Linked DNA regions of Homo sapiens: region 1 is linked to region 2. Evidence: chromatin loops called from intact Hi-C (ENCODE). Cell type or tissue: ovary. All regions are shown on one strand. Region 1 overlaps ASTN2 (astrotactin 2). Region 2 overlaps PAPPA (pappalysin 1).

Region 1 (2,500 bases), 120 kb before region 2:
GGGTTTATCCAGGACACACCAGGGAAAGAATCCAGGAGAGGCTTGATAGGGTTCTTGTGCTGCTCTGTTCTGGCTTTTTCTTCCCATTGTGAACTTTTCTTTCCTTATTTCATTTTATTCCTCCTTTCCTCCCTCCATTCTTCATTTTCTTCCCTGGCTCTCTTCCTTCCTTCCTTCCTTCCTTCCTTCCCTCCCTCCCTCCCTCCCTCCCCCCTTACTCCCCCACTACCCCTCCCTTTCCTTCTTTCCTTCCTTCCTTTCTCCCTCCCCTTCCCTCCTCCTTCCCTTCCTTCCTGTATCCCTCCCTCCCTTCCTTTCTCCCTCCCTACCCCCTCCCTCTCTTTCTTCCTGTTTCCCTGCTTCCTCTCCCATATTTGTAACATCTCTCCTTTGCTTTCTCCTTTTGTTCTTTTTTTAACTGTTTCTGCCTGGCCTTTTATTTCCCCCTCTGCCCTCTGTTTCTTCTCTTTTCTTTCTTGTTCTCTCTTTCTTGGTCATGGACACTACTTCCCTCTCCGTGTCACCCTGGCTTCCTGTCCATCTCTCTCTGTCTTTTTCTTTTCTTTCATTTTTTTTTTTTTTCTTTTTTGATTAGGGATCTCACTGTGTTGCCCAGGCTGGTCTTGAACTTCTGAGCTCAAGCCATCCACCTGCCTTGGTCTCCCAAAGTACTGGGATTACAGGCGTGAGCCACCGTGCCTGGCCTGTCTCTGTCTTTTTGTGTCTGTATGTACCTCTCTTCTACTTGCTCTCTCTGTGTCTCTACCCCTGTCTCTTTCTCCTTTTCTTATCACTTCTCAGTCCCTCTCTTGCTCAGCCCTAGGGTCGCTCTTCTTTTATCCTCCTGTGCATTTTTCTCTCCACTTTCCTCCTCCGACACCCAAACAGCCCACACCAGCCTAAGTACAAGGATTTCTGCCTATTATCTGATTCTGGGCTGAATGGCAATTTAGGTGTGGCCAAGGGTCTCGGAGCTCAGTAGGGACGGGGGTGACTGATGTCCCCAAACTCGAGTGGAATGTGAACTTCCCTTGGCTGTGGTGTCCAGTCCTAATTGGTTAGGGGATGGGGGCAAGTACGGCAGCCTGGCGACTCAATTCCATCTAACATCAGGTCGTACTGACCTCTCCAAAGTGCACAGTTGGGGCCTGGGAGAGGGGAATAGCTGTCCTCAAGCCAGAAGCAAATACAGCCGTGCATCCCAAGCCAAGAGAGACTCGTAGAGGAAAAATAACGCTGTTTTTCAGCCGACAGACAGTGAGGCTCCTAAAACCTGCTGGGGACTCTCAAGCAGGCTGTTTCTTTCCTCACACTGCGTCAAGATTCCATCCAGGAATGGGACACCAGCCAGGGTTCCAGAGGGACAGGGCACAGACTGCTCATGTGACCTTGTGGAGTGGGGAGGGGGTGGGAGCTGAGGCTGCGCTGGAGGGCTAAGCCTTGAATACTGAGCAGAGGAGCTGGGCTTTCTCCTGCAGGCGGAGGGGAGCTGGGCTTTCTCCTGCAGGCAGAGGGGAGCCAGGAAGGGCACTGGAGGAGGGACAGGATGTATCTTAACCTGTGTTTTGTGGTGACAACCCTGACCATGGTTTGGAGAACAGGCTGAGTTGAGTTGAGAGCCAGGAGGGCCATTTGATATTGATAAAAGGGGGAAGGATGGAGTCCACACACATTTGGGGACCAGCGAGTGTTGCTCTGATTAGCGAATGTGCTGGGCCAAAATGGAACAGCACAGTCTCAGGAAACATCTGGAAACAGATTTTTCATAACTTACTGCAGTGCACAGTGTTCAAGAAAAGCGCATATTTGTTGACTGTCTAGGAGGTGCCTCACAGTAAGGTAGGCACTTGTGCTGCAGAACTAACCAAACCAAAGTATTTGCCCTCATGGAGCTCATATTCATGGTGATGAATACAGAGAAAGGACCAGGCTGTTACCTGACACTGCATATCATGCTCCAGGGACCGTGGGGACACCAAGGAAGAGCCACTAGCCCAGCCAGGGGAACCCTCCGCTGCAAGTCTTCTGAGGAAGTGAGAGGATGGATTGCAGTGGGTTGAACAGTGTCCTTGAAAAATTCACATCTACCTGAAACCTTGGGATGGGGCTTTATTTGGAAATCATCTTTGCAGATGTATTTACTTAAGGATCAAGATGAGGTAATACTGGATTAAGTTAATTCCTTAATTCAGTGACTGATGCCGCTCTGAGAAGACAGAGCAAAGAAGGCATGTGAAGACAGAGGCTGAGATTAGAGTGATGCCGCCTCAAGCCAAGGAACACCTCGGGCCATCCGAAGCTGAGAGTGGCAAGGAAGGATTCTTTCCAAGAGCCTTCAGAGGAAGCATGGCCCTGCGGATGCCATGATTTCACACGTCTAGCCTCTAGAACTCTGAGAGAGTACACTTCTGTTGTTTTAAGCCACCAAATTTGTGGTGCCCTTTTAATGGTAGCCCTAAGAAACTAATATGAGGGAAAAGAGGATTTGGGACAGAGGACA
Region 2 (2,500 bases):
CATGCAAACTCCTGTGCTGGCTCCAGAGCCCTCCCAGCCTTAATTCTGCCTAATTCTCCAGTTTCTTGCTCTCCAGAGCACCACCACCAACCTTGAACTTCAGTTTAAATTGCCTGCATTTGTGAAGGCATCGTATGTTGTGCTTTCATGCTCACTGCTCCTTCTGTCTGCTATTGTTTCCTACCCACCCTTGTCTACCTTGCAAATACCTTATCTGGCACAACCCATCCTGCTCTCCTGCCATCTCAATTCTGCATGGGGCACTACCTGAATGTCTCTGACAGGACATTACCTATTTGTTTATCATCTGTTTTGCAACCAGACAATGAGCTCCTCAAGGCCCAGGCTGGTGCCCTATTCAACCTTGTATCCTCAGGGTTTTCCACAATGCCTAAAAGGTCCAGGCCACTCAGTGCATTCATTCATCACTTAATAGATATTTTTGCTCATTCAAGAATTGTTTGTTTACGAAAAGATGGGGTGAATTGGTGGAGAGTGATAGAATGTATTTCTTTAAGAAATAAGAAAATAAATGAACACACAGATGAGGAAATAAATGCACAAGTGAGTAAATGAAGAAAAGAATGAATGAGGGAATAAATTATGAATGAATGTATGAGAAAATGAATAAACTCCTTAAAAGAACTGATGTAGGCTGAGGCTCCCCTATGTGAGAAAACAGCTGCAGATAGACAAGATTCAGAAGAGAAAGGGGCCCCTTTCCAGGCCTCTCCTTTGCCGGCAAAAGGAGGGTACAATTGCAATGGAAACCTCTCTGGCCTTGGGAGAAGGGTGGCCCATCCTGAGCATGCAGCTGCAAGGCGGCTTGCAGAGTTCACTCCCAGAGGTTCTGTAGGGGCTCGTGGCAAACTTACGCAGCTTCATGTGGCTTCAAAGAGCCCAGACTCTCCTTCTCAGAGCCCCAGGCTCTAGGCCCCATGATTCTCCTGGGCCCTCTGGGGAGTAGGAAATTGACCCCAATTTCCTGGAGCCTTGGCCTGGGCCTGTGATGCATTTGGATTCCAACCCCTAAAGGGCTGCAGACCTCAGCACTACTTGGGCCAGGGCTGGCTGGAGAGCTTGGTTTGTAACAGAGAATGTATTAGAAGTAGCCGGAGTCTGCTCATGGAGTTTCACACTGGGGAGGCCCCACCATGAATGAAAGGTGGGAGCATAAAGCACTGGTTTTGTTATCATTGGTTTATCTCTCTCCTGCCCAGTTCATCTGGCACTTTGTGTTGCAAAATTTGCTTTTAAAAATATATAGCATCCTTTTGCTAAGACACTTTAGCCTTCAGAACAAGGCATACTGGTAGGTTGGCACTTCAGGGCTTCTACAATGGAATCCAGATGACATTTCTAGCTCCATCTCTTGCTATGTATGTATCCTTCCTGCTAGACAAATGAATCACTTTGTTTCTCCTGCAAACTTTTCTTGCTTTCCCACCTCCACATCTTTGCCCTTGCTGTGCCCTCTGCATGCAGACTTTCTGGAGCCTCTTTGGATTTTTAAATCCTTCTTTAAGACTAGATGCTAGTGCATTCAGAAATTGCCTACCACCTGGTGCAGAAATTCATAGTCAATTATTGCTGACTGAGTCTGGTTTGACCAGAGAAGATCTGGCATCACTGAAGCTCCAACCTGGGAAGACCAGAGGGTACTTTTTCTAGGTGTTGTCAGGGAACTGACTGGGTATGTTTGACTCCAGTTGTACAATTCTTCATGCTAAGGTGAAATCTCTTATAAGAGGGCTGAAAATCTCTCAGCAAAACAGTTTGCCTCTCTGTGCCTGTGCATCTGTTTTTACAAGCGCATATTGAGCTCTAACTCCCCTGCTGCTTTAGCTACACAGATCCACGGAGAGCTGAAGGCATATAATAATATTATCAAACACCTATAACATGCCCAGTGCTTTAAAAATCACTTGAACAATACAGTAGAGTAGAAATTATATTATTTTTGCAGACTTGGAAACTGACTCTGTTAGAAAGTGAAAAAGTGAGTTTTCAAATGATGCTAGTGTCATGGTTAAGAGCCTGGGTGTAAGTCAAACTGCCTGAATTCAAATGCAAGCTTGGCAACTTCCCAGCTGGGTAGATTTGGGGATGCTCTTTAACTTCTCTATGCCTCAAGTTCCCTGACTGCTAAATGGGCATGGAGTCTACTACCTGAGAGAGTGATCATGAGGATCATGTGAGTCCAATTATATAAAGCATTTAAAGCCTAACACATACTGAGCTCTGTAATCGTCAGATGAGGTTCTTACTCACTTTGCTGTACTGTCTCTAAGAGAAGTTTAGAATCAACCCAACCAACAGTACATTTTGGAACTGACAGCAGCCAGAAAGGGGAGGCAATGTGCCCAAGTCACAAAGGTTGCCAATGTCAGAACCATGTCTCTTGACTGTAAGCTGTTGTACCCCAGTGGGATGAAGGGAAAGAAGAGAAGAGGAAGGAAGAGGGAGAAGCAGTAGACTTCTTCTCCTTAGAAGACATGAA

Evidence for each region. Peaks named below come from ENCODE experiments on the same cell type or tissue, not always from the same donor. Only the 100,000 strongest peaks of a DNase experiment are listed, where the experiment ranks them.
Region 1: a loop joins it to region 2, with 7 times the contacts of the local background. A loop is called at or near these places in 2 of 110 quality-filtered maps.

What each region holds. Positions count from the first base shown.
Region 1 is chr9:116,475,944-116,478,443 of GRCh38, reverse strand. All of the region lies in intron 20 of ASTN2 (astrotactin 2), which reads left to right. Among named protein-coding and RNA genes, the nearest start is that of ASTN2-AS1, 27 kb to the left of the region's middle. In ovary, no CTCF peak of the experiment used is centred here; DNase peaks (open chromatin) are centred at 1,112 and 1,313; H3K27ac peaks cover 1,704 bases.
Region 2 is chr9:116,358,678-116,361,177 of GRCh38, reverse strand. All of the region lies in intron 17 of PAPPA (pappalysin 1), which reads right to left. All of the region lies in intron 1 of PAPPA-AS2 (PAPPA antisense RNA 2), which reads left to right. Among named protein-coding and RNA genes, the nearest start is that of PAPPA-AS2, 3.7 kb to the left of the region's middle. In ovary, no CTCF peak of the experiment used is centred here; a DNase peak (open chromatin) is centred at 1,025.